3 separate regions of the Homo sapiens genome follow, and regions 1 and 2 are each linked to region 3. A link is a loop called in an ENCODE intact Hi-C map of the cell type or tissue named here. Cell type or tissue: Caco-2. All regions are shown on one strand. Each heading gives the region's core, and the rest is flanking DNA. Links, peaks and the distances in the headings are about the cores only.

What was found. A loop is a pair of places that touch in the nucleus more often than their neighbours do. Peaks named below come from ENCODE experiments on the same cell type or tissue, not always from the same donor. Only the 100,000 strongest peaks of a DNase experiment are listed, where the experiment ranks them.
Region 1: a loop joins it to region 3, with 3 times the contacts of the local background. A loop is called at or near these places in 2 of 110 quality-filtered maps.
Region 2: it touches region 3 in a loop (14-fold over the local background); 32 of 110 quality-filtered maps call a loop at or near these places.

The regions. Positions count from the first base shown.
Region 1 is chr2:48,909,292-48,917,712 of GRCh38, forward strand. It overlaps the pseudogene CTBP2P5. Among named protein-coding and RNA genes, the nearest start is that of MIR548BA, 150 kb to the right of the region's middle. In Caco-2, for the core only: no CTCF peak of the experiment used is centred there; a DNase peak (open chromatin) is centred at 2,999.
Region 2 is chr2:48,724,079-48,732,499 of GRCh38, forward strand. The region is part of intron 10 of STON1-GTF2A1L (STON1-GTF2A1L readthrough); the gene reads left to right. It overlaps LHCGR (luteinizing hormone/choriogonadotropin receptor), which reads right to left. Exons shown (of 11, transcript NM_000233.4): 2 at 7,149-7,220; 3 at 5,075-5,149; 4 at 1,598-1,672. Among named protein-coding and RNA genes, the nearest start is that of LHCGR, 27 kb to the right of the region's middle. In Caco-2, for the core only: no CTCF peak of the experiment used is centred there; a DNase peak (open chromatin) is centred at 1,823.
Region 3 is chr2:48,595,530-48,603,950 of GRCh38, forward strand. The region is part of intron 3 of STON1-GTF2A1L (STON1-GTF2A1L readthrough); the gene reads left to right. It overlaps STON1 (stonin 1), which reads left to right. Exons shown (of 4, transcript NM_006873.4): 4 at 1-2,984. Among named protein-coding and RNA genes, the nearest start is that of GTF2A1L, 18 kb to the right of the region's middle. In Caco-2, for the core only: CTCF peaks have their summits at 4,905 (motif pointing right) and 6,015 (motif pointing right); no DNase peak of the experiment used is centred there.

The DNA of each region.
Region 1 (8,421 bases), core at 1,905-4,404, 310 kb after region 3:
AGTTTCAGACCAGCCTGGCCAACGTGGTGAAACCCCATCTCTACTAAAAATACAAAAAATTAGCTGGGCATGGTGACGCATGCCTGTAATCCTGGTTACTTGGGAGGCTGAGGCAGAAGAATTGCTTGAACCCAGGAGGCAGAGGTTGCAATGAGCTGAGATCGGGGCACTGCACTCCAGCCTGGGCAACAAGAGTGAAACTCCATCTCCAAAGACCCAGTGGAGGAGGGTTTAGCCTAAAGCTGTGGGGTTTGGGGAATGGGTGGGATTGTGGAAAGTAGAAGGAATGTCTATGAGGCTGTGAGTACTGACCTGCTGATGTGGGCTAAGGTTAATACTGTGTGTGCATATATGCATATGTGTTGTATATGTGTGTAAGGGGAAAGAAAGATGAGATGGGATGGTGCACTTTAGGATAGTCAGAAAGACCTGATCTGGATTAAGGAGGAAAAAGTCAGTTTTTGTAATGTCTTACTGGCCAACTTTGGGTAAGTCCCTTCACTTGTATGGAACTTGTAAAATGGAGAGAGTAATAATATAAATTTGGCCTATTTCCTAAGGCTATTTCATAATAGTACTCTGAAAGCACTTAAAACTTATAGTAGTACACATATTTAAAGAGAATCATTGTCATGTTACTATTTCATTTGGGAATCATGTTATGATTTCATTTAGACTATAAATCTGTAGTACTAGGAATATGTGAGTGTGAATGATTAGGAATCATCATTATGAATAGTATCTTTAATATTTCCACTGCTATCATTAGAGGCAGAGAAGTAGAGCCTCTGTTTATGATGGTGGGCAGTGTTTGTAAGTGGTCGACCATTCCTCCTGCCATTCCACCTGTCCCCACCTCCTCCACCTACTTACACACAAAGGTGGTGACAGAATATATTAAAAAAATGGAGGCTATGTTTCTCCAAATCCAGTTTACAGAATAGCAATTCTTGTGATTACTTTTCCATTATTGGTTTACAGTTATTACTTGGTCAGATGGGTCAGGCAATGGCGGGAGCACTGTGGATGGTGGCATAATATGATACAGAAGGGAGACTTCCCTGCAGAGGGATGATGGGGAGGACTTCAAAGACAAGCTCCAGAAATAGGGCATATGGAAGCCAATCTGGTCGTCAGAAAAGTCTATTAATCTTCCATTCTGACTGGAAGGCCACCATGTGAACTTGGCAGGTTTTCTTTCTCAAAGCCTCAGTTTCTTTATCTTTAAATTGGAGATAATAATACCAATTTTATATATAATAAGTATGTCAGATTTTATGTAACTCATCAATAAATGAGGGAACCAGTGAGATGACATAACTGGCTTACAGAACAATTCAAAGAACCACACATAATATAGGCAATAAGGAATGCCGAAATGAATGTACAAATAAGTGCAAGCTGAGTCTATTAAAAGGCAACAATCGATTGCATTCCGCTGGGCAGATTCATTTGCATTTCAGTGGATGAAAGTTATTTGCATCGTTGTCAGTTTTCTGCATTTTACAGTGTTGAGGAATAGCTAAAAATGATCATAACCCAGATCATGGCTTGTTTTCCATTTATAATACTCAGTAATCTTTTTGGTCCATTTTAGTCTTTTTTACAATTTTCCCTCACTTAATTAAGTAGAGATAATGCATACAGAGTGCTCGACAAAGAGTAAGTGCTCAATCAATGCTAGCTATTATAAAAATCATTTAAATAATAGTAATAATAAAAATTTTCTGCACTGCTGGCAGAGTTATCTCTCCAAAGTACAGCTTTAGCCATGATAGCTTCTTCTCACATTCAGTGACTCATCATTGTCTCTGAAATAAATTCCACACTTCTTAGCTAGATATTTAAAGTTCTTTGATCTGTCTCCATCTAAACTTGCCAGTCTATTTTCTACACATAACTCCTTGCAAGATCTGTCATGATGACTAGAGTTTTACCATTTGGGATCAATCTTTTTTGATAATGAAGAGTTTGGGGTCTCTAAGTGCTCCCTCTGAAGATGCAAATGTCACTAAGAAAGGATTTTGCCCAGAAATGATCTGGCAGCAACACAGTTGCCCAAATTAGCAAGTGTATTAGTATGCTTGGGCTGCCATAACAAAATGTTTAAGCTTGGGTGGCTTAAACAACAGACATTATTTTTTCTCACAGTTCTAGAGGCTGGGAAGTCCATGATCAAGGTGCTAGCTGATTCGGTTTCTCATACTGGCTCTCTCCCTAGTGCAGATAGCCATCTTGTTGCTGTGTCCTCACATGGCCTTTCCTCTGTGCATGTGGAGGGAGAGAGAGATTTCTGATGTTTCTTCCCCTTTTGATAAGGACCCCAGTCCTATCATATTTAGGTGCCCACCCTTATGACCTCATTCAACCTTAATTACCCTCCTCAAGGTCTTATCTCCGAATACAGTTACATCAAGGGGTTGGGATTTCAACATGTGAATTTTGAGGGGACACAATTCAATCTATACAGCAACATACTAGAAGATAGGGTGTAGTCAAGAATGGAGACTGGGGGCTGAGTGCAGTGGCTCACATCTGTAACCCCAGCACTGGGAGGCCAAGGTGGAAGGATCACTTGAGCCCAGGAGTTCAAGACCAGCCTGGGCAACATGGCAAAATTGTATCTTTACAAAAAATACAAAAATTAGCTGGGCATTGTGGCGCATGCCTGTGGTCCCAGCTACTTGGAGGCTGAGGTGGGAGGATCACTTGAGCCCAGGAAGATGAGGCTGCAGTGAGCTGTGATTGTGACACTGCACTCAAGACTGGGTGACAAAGTGAGACCCTGTCTCAGAAAAAAAAAAAAAAAAAAAGGGAGAGAAACTGGGAAGGCCGGCTTCACCGTTGTTCCACAAAATTATTCTGCTGAGTTTTCTTTGAGATGAGATCAACACAACTCTTACTTGAAGGACTCTGAACGTGACTCCCATATTCCAGAACAGGAGTCTTAGCTGGGGAAGATGAAGTGTGGGACTGGGTTCTCTTCTGCCACTCTCTCAGCCTCCAGTGGGTGTCTCACTTAAGCTGAAAACTGGGGACAGCTGCCTAGGACTGGCTGAGATTTTCACTGAAAGACAAATGCCGAGAAATGCTTCTCTTAAAAGATTCCTAAGAATCTTTCCTAAGAATCCTTTTCCTAAGAAACCTTCTCTTAAAAGATTCCTAAGGTTCTGTAGTTTGCTCTTTTGAGTGTCTAAAACATATGATTTTCTTTGTTCATATATTTGATTTTTGTCCAGACATGTTTATTTTAAAGTTTTCCATTCATACCACTCTTTAGGGACATTATAGGGCATCATTTGGCTTAATTGAGACATCTAATCCATCACAACGCTAATAGGTTAAAAAAACTACAAAATAGATGCATGATTTAGGGGTAGCAAAACACTTGGAATTAACTAAATTAATTAATTATAAATTATTATAAATAAATTAAAGTTTTCGATTTGGGAAAAGTATTATTTCTTTTTCAAAGTGTGTTATATGCCAAACTCAATTACTAAGGTTTACAGGAAGACATTTGGGTAATTTCAGAAGCAATTGCAGTAGGTACTATCATATGAAATTGTCTGTTGAGTGGGTAGATAACACTTTCTATTATTATGGTTTGTTTATTGGGAGCCAAGAGGGATGAGAGTGTTAAGTGGTGTGCACATTAAGTTGAGGCAGTGAAACATAGTGAAAAAGAAAAAATAACTGGATTTGGAGGCTAATAGACAACTAGCTCTGTGACATTGGTTAAGTCCCTTAATTTTTAGGCCACAGTTGACTTATCTGTAAAATGATTGTTGATGACCTCTAAAGTTCTGTAGTAGTTAGGATAGTTTTAGCTGCTGCAATAAACTCCACAATTCCAGTGGCTCAATCCGATAGAAATAAACTTAAAATACTTTTGGCTGTTGAAGTTTTTTTTCTTTTTTAAATGAAATTTAAAATTGAAGTATGGGATGCATGCTGAAAAATGCACAAATCAAAAGCGTGTAGCTCAATTAAGTTATGAAAAAGTGAATGCCCTTGTAACAGCATCCCAGGAACATTTTCTATAGCTCTCCAATCACTCTCCCTCCAAATTCTTCAAAGCAACCACCATTCCGACTTTGAAAATCATAACTTAGTTTTGCTAGTGCTCATATACCATATAAATGAAATCATATATGGCCATTGATGTGCATAAAGTATGTATACTTTTGTGTTTAACTTCTCTGAAAGAGCTATAATCATGAGATGCATACATACTGTTATATGTAGCAGCAATACGCTAATTTTGATTGTTTTGCAGTATTCTATTATATGAATACACCAAAATTTATCCATCCTCTGTTACTGGATATTAGGGTTGTTATGAATAATGCTGCTGTGAAGATTCTCAGACATTCATTTGGGGTTGTGTGTGTCCGTGTGTTTGTGTGTGTCCATTTCTATTGGTACAGATTTAGGCATTGCATTGTTAGAAAAAAAAAGCACTAACAGTTTTCAAAGTGGTTGTACAAGTTTCTTCTTGTAACAGCAGGATATGAATGTTCCTGTTCCTCCTCATTCTCACCAATGCTTGATATTGTTGATCTTTCTAATTTTAGTTATATTCGTGGGAATAAAGTGACATCTCATTGTATTTTTAACTTACATTTCCATAAGGAACTCATAAGGCTAGGTAACTTTTCATATGTTTATAAGCCATTTGAATATTCTTTTTGTTAAGTGACTGTGTAAGCTCCTTACCTATTTTTATATTGGGTTATTATTTAGCAATCCAATATAAAAATAGGCATTCCTTATTTATTTTGCATATGAGCTCTTTGTCAGGTCTATGACACTATATTTTTTAAAATTAACGTTTTACTAAAAATGGCAGTGAATGCTAAATGTCCAGCTTTACAATAAGTACAGTAATAGCAACTCAAACTAAAACAAAACATACTTCTGATAGCCATTATTTTTCTGTTTAGGACAATTTTAAAATCTTGTTTGTCACAAAAACAGGAAGGTACCTATACAAAGGCTCAAAACAGGCCATCCTTTTAAACAAAAAGGCAATGATTCACAAAAGACTATGAATAGAACATGTAACTAGTTGACACAAATCTAATAGGATTTGTTAAAATCAGTCACATCTAACACATCTGAAGTGTTCTTGTATGAAGTATCACATGAAGAAAAGAAGACTTTATCAACATCTAAAAAAGTGGGTTTGCTCATGGGCAATCTGACAAGTTACCATAAAAAGTGTTTCCTGAGACATAAGGAAATGCAACATTATCTTCTTAAACCTTTTAGTTCAAGTCTTTCCACTCAATAAAATAGCAGAGGATCTGAAACTGAGAAAATATATTTGAGTACAAACAGCTTGTGAAACTTAACACTTTTTTCATCATTAGAGGGTTTTACCAAACAACCAACTTGTCTGCTCAGTAGGCATTTCAGATGTGAGAGACACTTCTCTGTACAGGAGCCTGTACTGTCTTCAATCCTATGTGTCAAGTGTCTACCACAGGCAAACAGTTTGCTTCCCCATTTTGTAGTAATGCAATCTTCCTATTAGCAAAAAGAGGCAACCAGCCCCTGTAGACTGAGGGGACCAGAGTCACAGGATAAGGATTTCCTCTTAATATTTTTTATTTTGATGTTTGAACTCCTGATGCAATATTCTAGAACAGGGTGTCAGGACCTGCTATGCTCAAGGGACTGACAAAGGAAAAAGCTCTGTTTATTTTGTGTGATTTCATGCACGGATGAAAAACTCAACACACAATAACAGAAGTTGGTTGTTAATAAATCACATCCTAGTCTTTCAGCACTTCCACAAGCAGATGACATTTTCAGTTTTCTAGCTCTTGTAGTTTTAACACTGCAACATCAATGATGGATATGTCCAGAATCAGTTAAAAAGACCGTCAAATTATTTTATTCCATCTATTTGTTCACTCTCTTGGTCCCAAGTGTATTGGAATGATTACCTTTTGGCATTCTCTGCTATTGTGCGTTGGGGTGCTCTCGATTGTCTCCGTGTTTTGTGGGCTGGTTGGGAGAGGGAGCTTGGGAAGGATGTACCACTGTCGGGAGATTGTGAATCACTGGGATGCCTCCAAGGATGATCCCTTCCGTGGCTGCAGGGAGTGCTCCTGGAGCCACACCCACGATGCCTGGCAGATACCTGTATGTGGCACCACTGAGCTCGAGATGAATTGCTTGCTGGTCTATTACTGACCAAGGCGCTGATGTGACAAAGAATTCTTGTTCACACAGTTTCTTAAGCTTTCTGAATGTAACCTGTGGTGGCTCAACAGATCTCGGTGGCAGCTGCCTCTCATCTCCAGTGACGCCTGCTCACTGTACCAGGCAGTGTGGGGAATACAGATAAAATTCCTTGCATCTTTAAACGGACCCTGAGCAAAGCCAAAGGGCTCTGATTCCTGCATGTCGAGGGCTGCGCCTCTATCCTGCTCTTCTTGAGGGCCTGTCCTAAGGCTTTCTTGTCCACCAAGCCACCACGGGCTGCGTTCACAAGGAATTCTCCCTGCCCCATCTGCTTTACAGTAAAGTCATTGGTGAGGTTGTGGTTATGTTCCTTGAAACTGCAGTGCATGGAGAGGTGGTCACTCTGATACAGCAAATCCTGCAGGGCATAGACCCTCTGCAGGCCCAGGGACTGCTCTGTCCCACCCTGCAAGTAGGGATTATAAAGTAAGACACTGAATCCGAAGGCCTTGGCTCGAACTGCAACTGCCTGCTCCGTGCCACTGAAGCCGAAGAGGCCCAGCGTCTTCGCAGGGATGCAGGCTGCTCCGGATCCACCTCTGCTCCAGGCTCCGTACCCACGTGCCTTCCCGCAGCGCCTCGTACAGCCACGGTTCCTCCGGTACAGATTGAGGATGTGGCAGATGGTGGAGTCGGCTGTTTCTTCCTCGGCTCGGAAGGGATGTTGCACACAGCAATCCCGAGCTCACAGCCAGCCTTGATGTCCATCCACATTGTCGTGGCCAGTGCCTATCTGCAACAGTCACTCTTAGGGCCTTGAACTTCTCCAGGTCCTCCCTGGAGAAGGTGATTTTGTGGTACGTCATGGCGCCCACGGCTTCATTTAAAACATTCTGGTGGATTTCCTGCGTGGACTGTGCATCACAGAAGGCCACGGTGGTCAGGTCTTTCAGGATGGGCATATCCACGGTGCAGTTGCAGTGGTCCAGCAACGCCACAGGGGGTGGGGTGCTCGGGGCCGTTCAGGACGTGGGGGCGTATACCTTCACAGACTGTGTCCAATCGCTGCCTCTTGACCTTGTGCTTATCCACAAGGGCCATTCTTATGGAACTGTGCAAATCTCAGATCAAATGGCAAAGCAATCCTCTAAGAACTTAGGGAAACTTGCAGGAGTCTGCGTGCATGACGCCACCATGAACCCAATATAAATCTGTCCACTAACTGTATAGCCTGATGTGATTTTTTTCTCTACTTCACTTTGAATGTCCTAAAGATTTTGCTTTATATTACTCTAGAGCTCATATATATTCACACTGTTTTATCCTCATTGAAATTTGTACCCTTTGGTATTAAAAAAATACCCCTCCCTGACTTGTTAAATACTTTTTAGCCTGAATTTAACTTTGTATAATATTCAGATGGTGATTTTCTTCTTTTTGTATGAGTTAGCCTAATATATTTTTGTCCATTCTATTATTTTCAGCTTTTCTGAGACTCTATATTCAGCACAGAATTCAATTTTATGTTGTGATATAATCTGAATATGTCTTTTTAAAGAGGTGAGTTCAACTCTTTCACATTTATTAGTATAACAAATATAATATCCCAATCCTCTATTTCTTTATATAGTACCTATTGATTTTCTCCTACGGCCAATGGACAGAGTGAGGGCATACCTTTTCCTCTCTGTTTCCTGCTCTGCTTCCTGGTAATACAATTATATTATCTTCTTACCATTTACCTTTGTATTGTTCTATATAATTAGGTCTTGGATTTGATTTTTTAAAAGCATATCCTTTATCCTCAGCAGAATCATTGTATCTACCATGCCTCTCATTTTTTTTTCTTCCTCTGTTGATATTTGTTGGTTATAATAATTCTACATAGTCAGGGCATATCACATTTGCATTTTGTTCTGTCACTCTTCACTTGGCATTTGTTTTAAGCTTGGTAATCCATTTAAGCACAGGGGACTTTGTTTTACTTGTCTTTTTGTTATAACTTTACTAGTAATCTTTGGTTGGATAGAGTTGGGCTTCTAGTAGATTCCTGTTGCAAATAAGAGGGCTTATGCAAATAATCCAATTTGTCCATTTTATTTAAACCACATAAAAATCCTTGAATCTCATCTTCTTTTCAGAAGGTTTCAAAGGTGTTGTGCTACTCTCTTCTACCACTGAACATTGCTATGAACATTTTCCCTCTTGACTTTGTGACTCTATTTT
Region 2 (8,421 bases), core at 560-3,059, 130 kb after region 3:
CCTTAAATTTTGGAGCAGGTTTTGATTCAAATACTTCAAGAAAATTAATCTTTTATGATAAATCCATATTGCTCATTATTAAAAATCTTCCCTTATTTAGCTATCTTGCAATTCAGGAAGTTCTTCTTTGCATCTCATTGAAATCACTAAACATTGTTTTGGTGTTTGGGACTATTCAAGGCTCTTCTTTTCTTCCCACCTTTTATTTAGCCTCTGAAGAGGAGAGAGGCTTAAGTGATAGGTGAAATTGAAGAGTATTTTATTACAAGAATGGGGCTCCCTCAGAGTCTAGGCATCTGGATTTCCCCACTGGAGTTTTAGATTCACCAGTCATGGGATCTGGACAACTAATATGAACTGTCTGTCACCCTCGTGACAATGAAACAAAGCCAGGTTTCTCTTCTGGCTCTCTCTGGTTCTCCTTCTTATCCAAAAGCCCAGGTCACACTGGATCTCTGCTCTGTCTACAGCTGGGGATAGCAGTGTGGGATTAGACTGCAACGTGTACTTGGGTTGGGTGAATATCACAGTTTTGGATGAAAATACTATTTAATAAAGACAATGATTCTTAGATAATAAGAGGCTGCAGTGGTCAAATTTGGTTCTGGGAGTTTCTTATGTTTTTTCAAAGTAGTTGATGCTACCGTATGCTTATGTGCCCTATAGACACCCTGGAGGTTTGGAAAAACAGAACACCTGAGTTTGGAATTGTTCAGTGTTAGAGTTAACAAAGGAGCTATGCCAGTTCCAGTAGCAGCTCTTATAGAAGGCCCCAGAGCAAGACTGATGACGTGAAGTACCAGAGAGATGTCCCTTCTCTCTGTTTTCCTTTTTTTGGGCAGTGATGGGAGGTGGGCTTTACATTCTCTGAGGAGTTTATGAAATTTAAAGAAAAAAGAGGGATGTCTGTTTTAGGGAGACGCAAATTTTTCTTTGTGAATAGGGATGACTTGATATGTGAAAAGATCCATAGTGATAAATTCATAGTTTTCAGGAATTTTGGTATTGCTGACAAGGCAATGATTGTGGCAGGCTACAGTGGTACTCAATTTCTAATGCTAACTGACAGACTTAGTTAGAATTAATGGGAAGTGGAAAATAATGATTTAGTTTATATGGCACAGTGTCTACCTTAAGGCAATACTTAAAAAGTTTTCATTTAATGAACAAATGAAAAAAATGAGATAAAGGAGATCAGAAACTCTTAACCCGTGATGAGAGTCAGACCAGAATTGCCACTCTCACTTTCACCTACTCTCTATTCACTTCAGAGATTCTGATTTACCCTTTTTAAAGTGTTATGACCTCCATCTCCCATACCCATTGTCAACCTTGAAAATCACTACAGAGGGGTGACGTTCTTCCCAGGTGTTTAGGACTGATAAAATGTTGGGAACCACTTACATGTATGTAAAAGCACCCAGCTCGGTGGCTGACAAGAAATGACAATTAAATTTAAATCAGAAGGCTGAAGAGGAACATGCAAATAGTGCCATGTATATGGTTAAACAAAATCTTTCCAACCTTTTCCTTGTTTTGATTTTCATCAGATGCCCATCTTCCCCTCCCCAATTGCTTAAAAAGGAAAATTTCTCACAAGTATTTTAATCGGGGAAGATTTATAAATGCTCCGGGCTCAATGTATCTCAGATTTTTGGTGTTCTGGATCAGTCTGTAAAGAGAGAGGGAAAAAAAAAGCTGCTGTTTAATAGATGTGTATTGTTTGAAATGTGTGAGATCATGGTCACCAGAAGTTGCTGGCTGAAAATGGCATCAGCAAAAGCAGGCGACCTTCATATGCTTGGGAGGACCCCTAGCGACTCTGGGGATGGAAATGGCTTGGTGAGAGCCAGTTCCCTATTTCCAGGAAGCACTGCTCTCAAGCTTCTAAAGAGGTGGGTATAAGGATCAGAGCAGGGAGTCTGTCTCTGCACCCTCCCACCCCTCTCCCCCACCACAGACAGCACCGACATCCAGGGCTCCTGGCCAAGCAGATTCTGCCCCACTGTGGACCCTGTACACTGAGGGTGATGAGAGACTCCTCTCAGGAGAGATGAGCAAATTACCTACTCTCCCTTGTAAGCAAACTCGTCCTCTTCATATTGGCCGGCAATCACATGAGCAGTTATACCGAGGGGCACCAGTCTGTGGAATGGCACAGGGCAAAAGCCAGAGGCTTGAATTTGGGGGATTTTATACTCATGCTGAAGATAATTTGCTGTGTCATGATGTCCAGCCTCCTAACTTCCCTGAGCTAGTGTCTCTTCTGTAAAATTTGTATAATAATATTACATAGTCTTCCTGCCTCACAGGTTAGTAGGTTTTAAGTAATAGAACAGGTAGAGATAATATGAGGCAGGGTTTGGCAAAGTATAAAAGTACAGCCATACACCACTGTGATGTTATTGCCCTCCCCGCCCAACTCCCTCATTCCCCTAATTACTGTGACTCTACAAAAAGTAGTCACCATTGCTAAGTCCTGTCTACTTTGTATTAAATAAAAGGCCAGTAAATGCCTTTGGGTTTCTTAATCCAGGTGACAGCCACCTGAGGAAATAATAATTACCTTGTTCTATAGAGAGAATGTAGTATATTGGTTAGGAGCATGGGCTCTGGAGTCAACTTGGTTTTTCATTCTGATTTTACTAATCGTATGACCTTAGATATATCACTTTAAGTTCTCTGTGTCTTGGTTTCCTTATAGTGTTGTTTTTGAGGAATAAATATATGTGTCTGGTTCACAGTAAGGCCTCAACCAGTGTTAACAATAGTTATAATAGTTGCTGAAATTAGGAAGTTGAATGATTTGTCTTCGGTCACACAGCTGAGAAGTAGCAGAACTTGGATGTGACCCAGTTTTTCTGACCCTCAGTTTAGTGCTTGTTCCACCACACTACAGTTACCCACCACTTGTGCCTGTTTCCATCTTCTCAGCCCTTTTGATTCTTCAGATGTGAGTGATATTTTGTTGTAATTATTTCTACAACAACTGAGTCAAACAATCATAGGCCATATAGAGCCTTATGTGGGTGGGATGGAAGGGACTTTTATCTCTAAAGGTCTTTTGGGCTGGGTGTGGTGGCGTGCATCTGTAGTCCCATCTACTTGGCAAGGAGGTGGGAGGATCACTTGAGCCCAGGAATTTGAGGTCGGTCTGGGCAACACAGTGAGACCCTGTATAAAAAAAAAAAGATTAAAAGAAATTTAATAAAAGAATTTTGGGGCCTGACCTTAGCCCAGTCATTCATTCATTTAACAAACATTTATTGGGCACCTACATGTGGCAAGCATCGTTCTATGTGCTGGGAATACAGCTGTGAACAAAGCAAAAAAAGCCTTCATGGAGCTAGCATGCTAGTCTTAGGACCTTCTTTGGGAATCCATAAACTTTCCCTGAGAGTGCTTTATGTTTCTTTCTGTTGATGAATGTTGCTTTGCATCACGGGAAGCTTTATTTATCATTAGCTGCCCTGGTGGTTCTCAATATAAGCTGTGTTTTAGCATTACCTGGGAAGTCTGTTAAAACTGCAGCTTTCCAGGTCTGGGATAGGACTGTCGTCTGTAATTGTAATGAGCCCAATGTGTGATTCTGCTTCTCAGCTAAGTCCAGACTATGTCTTTTGCACTTACTCATTATTTTGGATTTCTCTGTAATTGGTGAGTAGTCTCACTTCCCTGGCTACACTGTCATCTCATGGTGGACATTTATATTTTATCTCTTCTGTATTCCAACAGCATTTGGCCCTGTATTGGACACATGGTAGTTGCTCACGTACTTACCAATTAATTATTCTCTTCAGGTAATTATTCATTGGGTCATTTATAGGGGGACCCTGTGGTATAGTGGAAAATCTGGAGCTTTGAAGAAAGACAGTCTGGGATTGAACCCCAGTCCTGCCATGGTCTAAAGCAAGCTTGTCCAACCCACAGTCTGCATGCCACATGTGGCCCAGGATGGCTTTGAATGCGACCCAATAGAAGTTTGTAAACTTTCTTAAAACATTATGAGTTTTTTTTTTTTTTTAAACTCATCAGCTATTGTTAGTGTAAGTGTATTTTATGTGTGACCCAAGACAATTCTTTTTCCAGTGTGGCCTAGGGAAGCCAAAAGATTGGATACCCCTGGTCTGAAGTGTCACATCGGTCAAGTTTCTGTGCCTTTCCAAGCCTCCATTCCTTCCCCTGGACGAAAGGGATAATTACCCCCACTCTGCATGGTAGCTGTGAGGATTAAATGACACAACATAGAAGAAATGCCAAGCACAGAGCTCAAAAAATGTTTGATGCTAATACTTTTCCCCTTCCCTAACTTTTGAAACTCCAAAGTAGGTAAAGTTTGAGTGCTCTTCTGGAAACTCAGGTTTGCGCCTGAGTAAAAGCAGCAGTAGGGGGCCTGGTGTAGAAGTCACATGCATTGATTTCTAATTTCAGCTCTGGCACTAACTTGCGGTGTGATGTCAGGCAAATAGGTTAACCTCTTCAGGCCACAGATTCATCACTTGAAAACTGAATTGAACCAGTCTTTTCCTATCCTTTTTGTGATTTTTTGGGGAAATGATACTTTGGCAAGGGTTGTTTCTAAGAGTTAATTCCAAAACATCACAATAACAACAACAAAACCCAACAAACCCAACACACACATGCCTATCACACAGCTTTTACACTGTAGGTATTCAAGAAACATTCACTGAATGAGTGAATGTGCCAAAACAGCCCCCAATGAACCAATTTATGATCTCTAAGCTCTTTTCCAAATTTTCCCACTATCCCAAGTACTCCATACCCTCCATAGGCAAGAGCTACTTGGCAGGAGTTCATAATGTCAATTTTAATTTCTATCTTTGTGTTGTGATGTTTCAGAGTTTATACAGCTCCCAGGGAGAAGCAGTTGTCACCATAGCAACCTACAGGCCACTGCAGTGAGAAAAATTAGTGCCTGCCCAGACCTAGTAATTGCTGTAGTCTTTTCCTTTTGGATTCCTAGCAGTGGATGCTTGAATACAAATACCAAGTGGGCTCCAGCCAGTGAGGGTAATAGTGTACAGCAGTAAACTGTCTGTTAGCTGATGCTTACATTTCAGACAAATTGAGGAGGTTGTCAAAGGCATTAGCTTCTATCCTTTCCAGGGAATCAATCTGAGAGATTTCACTAGGGAAGAGAGGAGGGGGAAAAAGAGAAAGAAACATGAAAGAAATGACCGTGTCTGCATGATTATGAGCTATGTGTGTGACCCAACAACTGGGGACACCACTGTGTCCCCCTGAAAAGAACAAAGATGTGCAAGTTGTCCCCAAATCATACAGTGCTAACATCTCCCTTTAGGAGCACTGATGGGCACCTACAACCCAAGTGCAGTTGAAATGCAAGTTTTAGTAGCCCCTGTTTATGTGACAAGTTTTTCTCTTATTTATCTCTGACTCAGAGCCACAGATTGTTAGAATTGCATAGGCCCTTTGAGAAAATCTAGTCAGATTCCCTTGTTTTACAGCTCTGGAAATTAAGGCCCTGAGAGGAGAGGCAAATAGTATTTGTATTAAGGTTCAAGACTAGGATATGGATCTCTGGGTCCCAATTCTGTCACTCTAGTGAGGCTTTAATATGGATTGAATTGTTTCATAACTCTTAACCCTTAGTTTCCCAAAATCTCGTGCTGAGGCCGTTGCAAGGTGGTCAACTCCTGCACATGGTATCCATCCTGAATTACAATTACCTACTTCCTTGACTGTTTTTCTCACTTGTGAGCAAACTGAGGACAAAGAGTATATTCTATTCACTTCTGAATCCTTGGTGGCTTCATGTTGCTTGGCACAGCGTTAAGAGTACAAAATGAATGAATAAGTGAATGCAGTAGTGAATAATTGAATTTTTTGAAAACAATACAAAAATAAAGAAACCAGTTTTGTCATATATGATTCGCAAGCATGTAAGTCATGCCAATGTTACCCTAAAATCCCAACATACGCTACCATTTCCTGCCAGTTGAAAAAAAAGTCTCAAATTCACAAACTGTACATTTGCTTATTTCTAAGGTTAAGGCTCACTGAAGGCTTCAGACTGATGAGAGCATTAGCCCACAGAAAGGCAGAGCCTAAGGTAGCTAATGTCTTTTCTTAACAACACAGGAATGGATTATTCTTGGCTGATTCATCTTATTCCTACCTATTGGTTTGCTTATTTAACTGTAGCTCCTTTTCTCAGTAGGAGGTCTTAATGCATTAAAGGTTATCAAAACTCAACATTCCAACTTGAGAGCAGAAGAGTGTGGGTTAAGCTCAAGTAAACCGACAAGTCCGTAACCTGCAGGGAATTTCCTATAATATGCAGTAATTCTTGAGGAATTATTTTAAATATTCTAATTGCTTACTAATACCCTAAAGGGCAATAGAGGTTCCCAAAGGAGCTAAGATCAATGCTGTAGCATCTTCTTTAGAGATGCAAATCTGCTTCCAAAGTCCAGTGGATTGTTAAGATTGGAGATGCACTGTGAGAACTCAATGGCCATGAGGTCCTTTGACTCAGGCTAATATTAAGAAAGATGCTGGAATACTGGGCCCTTGAGAACATTCTCTCTCCAAGTATGGGAACTTTGGTCCTAGAAGCTGAAACCCAGAAACAAATGATCGAAGTTATGTCTGACAAACATGAGATCATACTGCATTATCCAGGTGCTTTACACTTTTGATAAATGCCTTTCATCAATATAGTTATAAATACTGTGTTTTTGTCATATACTTATATTTTAGATATAAAGATTATCTTCTGATGCACAATAAATTTCCAACACATTTTTTTTCCTATGTGGGTGTTATCTAAAAATGTGACACAAGGGAATAGCTGCTCTAGCAGAAGGAGAATTTTTATGATTGGAATCTATCTTTTTTTCTCCTTAAAAGGTATATCATCACTTATAAAATGCATTCAGTCATTTGAAGCAAGGTTAATTATCTGTATTTTAATGACTCTTAAAAATCATACCTTTTCTTCAAAGGTCTCTAGTTATTATTTGTATTACAAAGATAAAAATATGTGAGTATCCTAAACACAATTTCTTTCCTAGAAAAATTATCCCCTTTCAAATGTGTTTTCTCTTAGAAAAAATTCATTATTCCAATTACGAATGTCTTTTGATATGCAGTAACTTACTTACATTTTTATGACCTCATTAAGTCCTCTGAAAGCTTGAGATGGGATCACTTTGACAGGGAGGTAGGCAAGTGATCTAGAAAAGAAAAAAGGAAATCCAAGAGTTTAAGATTTATGATAGGGTGCCTTTTAAGTTCATGAATAAAATGGGTATGTGTATGTGTGTGAGAGACAGAGACTTCAGAGTTCCCAAGAACTGGATTCAGGCTGAGGATTCTAACTTAAATCAATGAAGAGATGTGCCATGACTTATTCTTGGTCTTTATCAAAGAGTGTATAATTTTGCGGTTAAGACTGTGAACGTTGAGATTAGGCATACCTGGACGCAAATCTTCGCTGTCCCACTACTTGGCTATGTGATTCTAAGCATGTTATTTAAGCCCTCCAGCTCAGTTTCTTTGTCTGTAAAATTGCAATAATAATTCCTACTTCACAGGGTCATTGTGATAATTAATCAGGATAATCCATGTAAAGAACAGGGCTTGGCACCAAGTATATAGTTAAATAGTTGTAGAGTGATCCTATAGACTTGATTGGGAAGATGGACAAAAACTATGTTGAGTAGAGTGGAGACATTAATGATGAAAATACAACTGGAAATCATGCAGGCAGGAAAACAGAAGATTCATTAAGAACATGCTCCCATCTTGATCTCTACTGTCTTTCCCAGGTAGCCTATTTCAATATTATTCCAAAGAGACAACTTTGATCCTATGGTTAACTCACATGGGCATCTCATGTCATTTGCGGGGAATGTCTATGAGATCATTTCCTTCAGGCATTCACTTATACCCACAGGAAAAATCTAAATATTCTTGAAATTGAAATAAAATCTATGCTGTACTTAAGATTTGAGAAAAGAGTGACACTCAGAAATGCAAAACCAGTATAGGATGATGTGTGAATGCTAAAGGAACTGGAGGTTAAGATAACTCAGGAGAAAGCAACTGCAAGGCAGGGACGAACATGCAGCCAACATTTATTGAGTATCTACAATGGTTTAATGTTTTGGCCCAAGGACTGGCAGAGAGGAAGGGAGTGGGCAAGGATATTTCAGGTGGGAAGTGAGTATGTGAGTATCAGGAATATGAGAACAAAGGTGAAAGATGCTGTCTTGTTTTTAACATGTCTATGCAGCAGAGACTGCTTTAAGCTTCTAGGAAAGAACACCTCCATGATGGGCAGATGAAAGTAAGATTTCTTACAGTCCCAGAAGGGACTTGCTACAGTTGTAAGCTACTATGTGAGTTATACACACCCATTTGTGACCTTCTTTT
Region 3 (8,421 bases), core at 3,543-6,042:
GTGATGTTTTGCTTCCTATTGAAACTCAAAGGCACTGTTACTCGTTGTGTGACCCCGCAGCCAGTATGATTTTTGATTACTCAGTGGCTGACTGTTTTGCTCTCTGGATTACTGAGGTGCCGTCTTCATTTCTTCCCATCTCTTCTTGCTGCTTAGTGTCTGTACTAGAGGGTAAGGGAATCAAAGGAGACATAAACCAAAATAGTTAATTTTCCCTCTTTCTTGCCTCTGAAATGTGGCTAGGTGTAGAATGATGTTGAAACCACAGGCTAAAATGTAGATCTGGAAGTATCTGTGCTTTTGAATTACTTATTTACCTGTCCTCTTACCGTTGGTAAATAATAATTGGCTATATTTGGTACCTGTCTCTCTCCTACTGTATTGTCATTTTCAAAATGTGTTTGTTTTCTGGCGCGTGCTGCAAAGAAGCTATTTCTGTTGTCCTACATATTTTAGTATAAATCACTAAGACATATTTCCTTTCACTTGGCAGGATTCCTTTCAAAATGGAATCTGAGTATTAGACACTAGTTAACATATTTGTGTATATTAAATATGAATTTTTAAAATTTATAAATACTATTTTCCAAAAGTACAGACTCTAAGGACATATTTTGATAAAGTATTATTTGTAATGAACACAAGCCTCTCTTGAGTAGAAGTCTAAATCACATTATGATTATTTTATACTAGTTCTGCTATCATGCTGTTTTATGCTAATTCTGCTTATTTTAGAGTATTTTTCATTAAAAGGTGAGCAAAGTGAAAGATACTTGGTATTTTACCCAGATTTCTAAGTGGCAACATTTTTATTCTTCAGAGTCAGGTAAATGACTATAATAGTTTGGTTTCTAATGAAAAGTCAATAGCATTAGCAGTTATAATTCTGTTTATAATTTCCTTTCAGCATTTACAGTGAAAAGTGAGAATTTTAAAATTTATGAAATCTATATTCCAGGTATTGTTTTTAGTCTGAAAAACAAACTCCCCCATGTGGTATTAATATACCTTCAATTTATGTTGAGTCTTAAACATAATTAGGAGATATTTTTCTCTATTTGCTAGATTTGTTTTGAGTCAAAACTGATTTAGTGTTCTTCCAAACAACATTTATGTGTTGGCCTACAGAGTTTATTTCATGTGTTTTTTTTAATATTTAATATTATATTACATTCATTGAAATCTGTTCAAAAACAGATTAAGACAAACATTTATGATGGTCTGTATCAATCAGCAGATTTTATTGCTTTTCATTATTTTACTGTAAAGGCAAAGAATGCAATAGGTGATGGTTGGTTGAAAGGAATTGTTATTGCTGTTTTTATTTTTTACTTTTTTTGAGACAGAGTCTCACTCTGTTGCCCAGCCTGGAGTGCAGTGTGTCATCTTGGCTCACTGCAACCTCCGCCTCCTGGGTTCAAGGGATTCTCCTGCCTCAGCCTCCAACTAGCTGGGATTACAGGCACAAGCCACCATGCCTGGCTAAAATTCTTTTGTATTTTTACTACAGACGGAGTTTCCCCATGTTGGCCGGGCTAGTCTCGAACTCCTGACCTCAGGTGATCCACCAGCCTCGGCCTCCCAAAGTTCTGGGATTAAATGCGTGAGCCACCATGCCCGGCCGCTATTGCTCTTTTTAACTTCATTTGATGCCTTGCTTATAATATCATATGCTTGAGGCTCACTGTTGATGTAGAGTAGGGCAAATCTGTGTGTGTATGTCATTAAAAAAATTCTACCATCTTTCTTTATCATCTGGTGTGGGCGCACTCTACAGTGACTTCAGTCTGCTCAGAACGAATGTGGAGGCCGGCCGAAACTGATGCTGCCCACAGTCCCAGTGAAGTTAGGTGGGTTAATTACTGCCATTCCTTTCTAAGTGTGTTTTATGGCATCCTGCCCACAAAGAACTCACAGTCTGATTAGGATGAACTTAATGACTATTTACACCTCAAAATATATTCAGCAAAGGGTTCACTTAGTTGCCCCTCATGCTTCACAGGTTGACTAGTATCTGTGGGTACCTCCCTGCCCAGGTTATTCACTCACAAGCCACCGGGCCTTCAGGACATCTCAAGATTCAGTCTTGACAATATAATAGCAAAAGCTGGACTAAAGCCCAAATGGATTGTCTGTGGCAATGCAGAAGCTGATAGCATTAACAGCAGGGTGTTACAGCATAATTGTTAATTCGCACATCTATTAGGATCCTTAAATATTCATTACTTAATGTTAAATTAACATTCTGTGTAGGGAGGGGAGGCTTATTCAATTCTTCTGACCTCAGAACTGGCAGAAGGTCAGATGTGACTACAGAACTCTAGGTGAAAAATCAGGTAGGGTTCAAATTAAGTAGAACTGCCCTTGCCGGAATAGTGATCTTCAAAAAACCCTTGCTTTTAGGGGAGGGAAGCGGGGAAGGAAAGGAATGAGGGAGGAAATATTCCTTTCTAGCATTCATTTTGCTTAGATCACTCCATTGTGAGTTTGACCATTTTGGAGTCAAATGAGCAGACTTCCAAGGAGTTGACCAGTTTGTGACTAGTCTGGTCACCTTTCCAGTTACAGGATCATATTAACTGTGTAAATGAATTCATGGGTAGATGATTTGTGCAGATCTGAATTTAAGAACATTTCCTTTTTCTGTGGGAATCACAAGAGTTTATCCACTAAAAAAAGATATGTAAAAAAGATACTTTCCAGCACATAAATAAAGGCTGGAATTTTACAACCTGATGTATATATTAGACAGTTCTAGGATGTTAGTTCCCTTCATTCCAGAGCTATGCTTGTGATACAGCCCCTTTTCTTATAAAGTCAGTTAGAAGGACTTCCTTAACAATGACTATTATAATGTCTTACTTAAAATACAGTTTTGTATTCTGTCAATGCAAATATAAGACAGGTTGAGCCTTAATCATGTAACAAAATATTTTGTAGATTACATATTGATTTTTCAAAAATTAAAAATGTATTTCAAACTATTCTTACTGTGCTGTGAATTTATATCTTCTTCTGCAAGACCTGGGGCTATTTTTTTTTCTTAAGGTATGAAATCAATTTCAATAACCTTAAACAATTGACCCTCTGTCAGGCATATGTCAGGCTCCACTCTTAAGGAGTCAGTGACCATGACCTCTTTGCATATCCTGGAAAAATGACATCATCAAAGTATAGTTGATAATGTTATAAAGGATGATTTTAAAAATAGGGTATAATCATGACTCACAAAGATATGAGGCTGGGTGTGGTGGCTCACGCCTGTAATCCCAGCTCTTTGGGAGGCTGAAGCGGGTGGATCATGAGGTCAGAAGATCAAGACCATACTGGCTAACACGGTGAAACCCCGTCTCTACTAAAAATACAAAAAAAAAAAAAAAAAAAAAAAAAAAATTAGTTGGGCGTGGTGGCGGGCGCCTATAGTCCCAGCTACTGGGGAGGCTGAGGCAGGAGAATGGTGTGAACCCGGGAGGCGGAGCTTGCAGTGAGCAGAGATTGCGCCACTGCACTCCAGTCTGGGCAACAGAGTGAGACTCCATCTCAAAAAAAAAAAAAAAAAAAAAAAAAGAAATATATGAAATGAATACATGCATAAGATTACCACTATTCAAAGCCTTTCACAATTTTTCCTTGAAAACAGGAAAAACTTTGTCCACAGAATTCCATGGAATTTTCAACCTTTGGCAACTTGTAGAGTAGTCCTGTAGAATTAATGTGCACCTAAAAGCCACATTTTTAAAGTTTAGAAAACCAGTTTTACAAAATTGCACAGAATATATATCAGGTAAGATATACGTGTGGGTGGTAGGGAGTTGGGGGAGAGTGGAGGAGAGTTGTGCGGGAGTGGAGGGAGGCTGTAGGAGATATGAAGGGAATCAGTGCTTATAAAGGACGAACCTAACAACCTCTCCACCCTCCTTTTTATAAGAAATCTGCCTTGTGTTGAAATTAAATTTTTATTGAGCTACTAAAGTTAATATTTCAAAAAGGCATCAGTACTTCATAGAAGACAGAGCATGAAGCACCATTTTAGCCACTGCTAGCACTCACAAGGCTTGGCCCTAGTTCTTCAGGAACAGCAAAAGGATTGACTGGCAAAAACTGACCATATTTGTAACAACAGTCCTCAAAATCCCATCAATCAATTCTTCCCTGTTTTGTCTCAACTCTGGCTAGACTGTCCCACCGCTTTTGTGTAGACACAGGGTAGATTTTGATGTTGTCTCTCCTAGACCCTCCCCATCCTCTGCAACTACTGTATTCCAAGGAACTTATACCCTTAGCCAGGGCCCTAAAACACAGGGTTATGTGTATTCTGTTGAATCATATGTAATCGCCAATATTTACCTTTCTTGATGGGAATTTCACGGGCTCAATCTAATTATCCACATATTTCCCTAGGTCATATGATACAAGCACTTTTTGTTATCCTGCTTAGAAATGGCAATGAAATATGAATTTGACTAATTTTTAAAGCAAGACAGAGTTGCTAGTCAAGAAGCAAATAGTTGAATTACAAAAATCCATAGATACAAGCTACAGATAATATTGTGCCTTTAAAATCATCTGTAAGGAATGTAATCATTTTCCTCTGTAAGGAAAAGGAAAACTGATTAGATTAATTGCCCCAAGTTTTAAAATATTTCAGTTCATTTCCGTGAGACTTCCTGGGGAAGAAAGGCACAGCATCATTAGACTCTGGGTTTTGCTGCTTACCCTTCATGTATCTGCACTCGCACAGCCTTCCAAACTTCAGAGGGAAGAGTGGCTTCTTTAAATAATATGACTGTGCGTGTTGACATTTTCCTGAGAAGTCCCTTTTGTAGAATCCAGAATTGTGAACTCCATGAAATGTAATTTGCAGTACATTCTTTAAACAGAAGAGGGTGCTCTCGGGCAAGCTGATGCTACCCAGCTCTAGAAATATAAGCATTTAAATTTGGTGGTGCTTGTATTATGATTAGTGCAAGATCTTGGGGGCATTTAATAAAGCATTTCAAAGCATTGTGAGTCCAGTGGAGTATAATTAAAATTAATGCAATAGACAAACACATTAAAGTATTCTTAATGCCTAGTCTAAAAATGCTGTCAAATACAGTTTTACACATCCGAAAGATTTAAATACTATGCTTGTCTCTGAACATTTCTAACTGTTACAGAGAAAGAAAAACAGTGTCTTCCTTCTCCACAGGTTTCAAACAAAATTTTTCTAATGAGAGTTAATAAAATCTTCTTTCTTTAAAAGATTTATAAGATATTATAATTAATTCATCCTGCTTTGGCATGTGTCAAGGTCAATGTGGTCTCTAAAAATCTCCAGTCCAGGATTGTACTTTCAGCTTCTTAGGTAAGAACAAGCAAAGATATATGCTTTCAGGAGAATATTTCATGCTGCCTTGACTCAGGGACAAGCCTTGGTTCTGTTTCAGTCCTCAGAAAGGAGTAATGAATATTGTTCTTTTCAAGATGGGCTCTGTATTTCTCTCAGAAATCTCCCTGGGTGGATGTTGTTGTTTTTTGTAAAGCCAGTTAGGACACTCTCTTTCCAAAAGTCTTATATCATGAGTAGTCTATGAGTGTAGCTGTACGCACGCAGCATTCCCAAAGCCTTCTGAAGTACAGAAGGCTTCCTAAAGACATTGGCTGCCAGTTTGGCACTCTGAGTCACCTCAAAATGCTATGTGACCTTCGTTCCAAATAATCATCTTGCTGATCATTCTAATTTTCTTAAGTGCTTACTATATGTCTGCATTTTTCTAGGTACTAGGGACAAGTAATTACAAAAACAGTTAATTCCTGCTGTTATAGAGAGCATATAATAGTGGGGGAAGTCAGGCAATAAATATCAAGTTGTGATTATTGCTATGCAGAAAAATAAAGCAGGGTAAAACAATAAAGAGTGGTAGAAGCGTGCCATTTTAGATAGGTTGGTAAGGGACGTTCTCTTTGATGAGATGACATTCTAGCAGCGAGACCTGAAAGAAATGAGGTAGAGTGCCACTCAGATCCCCAGGGAAGAGTGTGTCCAGCAGAGGGCTCTGCTAGTGCATAGGTGCGGGACTCGGGGTGCTAACCCGTCAGAGGAACATCACAGAGGACAGATGGCTGCTGGATGGCCATATCGGAGTGAGCAAGGGGGTGGGATGGAGGTGGAAAGAGATCAGAGAGATTGTGGGGAGGTGGGGGAGGCAGACCACCTAGGGTTTTGTGGGCCATGGATTTTACTCTGAGTGAGATGGGAGCCCCTGGAAGGCTTTGTGTAGAGGAGGGGTAGAACTTTGTTACATGTTAAGATGATCGTGTGGACATAAAAAGGAGGTAGAGGCAGAAGCAAAGAAAGTAGTTAAGAGTCTATTGCAGTATCTCAGGTGTCTTAGTCCTTTCTTGCTGCTATACCTGAGACTGAGGGATAGCAGAAATTTCTCACAACACAAATTTCTCACAATCTTGGAGGCTGGGAGGTCCAAGATCAAGGTGCCAATAGATTCAGTGTCTGGTGAGTGCCTGTCTGTTTCTTATAGTAGGCACGTTCTTGCCGTGTCCTCACATGGCAGGAGGGGCAAAAGGGCTCCCTGAACCCTCTTTTATAAGGGCACTAATCCTGTTCATAAGGACAGAGCCTTCATACCTAATTACCTCCCAAAGGCCCCACCTTTCACTACCATCATCTTGGGGGTTAGGTTTCAATATATGAATTTTGCGTGGGACACAAACATTCAGATGATAGCATCAGGTGAGAGGTGACGGTGATTGAGAGTGGTGACAGGAGATGAAAAATGGTTGAATTCAGAACATATTTGAAATATGGAGCCAATAGTATATGCCGATGGATTAGATGTGGCGCGTGAGGGAAAGAAGGGAACCAAAACAACTGCCAGATTTTTGGCCTGAGCAACGAAAGAGTGGAGTTGATTTTATGGACGAGGGGAAGGGTGTTGTAGGAGCAGGTTTTGGGGAGAAAGATCAGGAATTCATGTTTGGATGTGTTAACTTTGAGATGCCTATTAGACGTCTAATGGAGACAGCAAGTAGCAATTGAATGTACAAGGCAGGAAAGAGGGCTGGGATAAAGATGCGCCTCTTAGAGATATCAGCGCTTTCAGCCATGGGACTAACTGGGATCACCTGGGAGTAAATATACACTAGGAGTGGGCTGAGAATTGAGCCCTTGGGCTCCCTGGAGTTTAGAGGTCAGGAAAATGAGGGCAATGTCATAAAGGACACTGAGGAAGAGTAGCTGGAGTAGAAGAAAAAAGAGAATGGCATTCATTCCAGGGGTCAAGTGAAAAAGGATGTAATGAGTTTCCTCAAATGCTGCTGCTAGAGTAAGATGAGGACTGAGAGTTGACTACTGAATCTAGCAACATGGAAATGGTGACCTTGACAGAAACAGTGTCACTGAAGTGAGAGCAATGGAAGCAAACTCAAGCAGGTTTGGACTCAGGGAGTAAATGGCTTTGTAGGGGAAGCAAAATTTCCTTCTACCCTCTTCAGTTCTGTTGTTGGTCCAAGAATTAAACTGACATAAGACAGATTAACAGGAGAAAAGCATACCAATTTTATTAATATTTTTACACGGACGTGGCAGTCTTCAAAAGGGAAATGAAGACCCTAGGAAGACAGTAGGCCGTGAAGCTTATATACATTTTCACGCAAAGAACAATAAATTATGGGGATGTGACAAGACAAAGGGGCTTGGGCTTGGGGCATTAAATTGTAGGACAGTGCCTAGGAAATACATGGGGGAAATTAACGAAAGACAGGGTCGTTTTGGTAGTTTGTTGTGGAAGTCCATTTCGGCATCAACTCCTAGTCTCTGGTGATAAGAATGTTCTCTTCCTAGTACAGGGAAGGCACCTTTTTCATGGAAAATTTTATGATCTGTTTTTAGGTAGAAATGAGGAGGTCAGAGAGCCTATGTTAGTTTGTTTTGCATCGCTGTAAAGGAATACCTGAGACTCAGTAATTTATAAAGAAAAGAGGTTTAATTGGCTCACAGTTTGGCAAGCTGCTCAAGCATGGAACCAGCATTTGCTTGGCTTCTGGCGAGGCCTCAGGAAGTTTTTACTCATGGCAGAAGGTGAAGCGGGAGCAGGCATGTCACATGGTGAGAAAGAAGCAGGAGCGAGAGGAGGAGCTTCCAGGCTCAGCTCTGCATGAATGAACAGAGTGAGAACTCACTCATTATCGCAGGGACAGCATGAAGACATTCATGAGGGATCTGCCCCCATGACCCAAACACCTCCCACTAGGCTCATCTCTAACACTGGAGGTCACAATGCAACATAAAATTTGGAGGGGAAACACATCCATACCATATCAGAGCCCTTCTGCATGAGCTGTTTCTCAAGTGCCTTCAGATTAAAATAATCAATATGCCAAAACAGCATATTTTGGGATGGCACGAATCCCTTCAGCCCC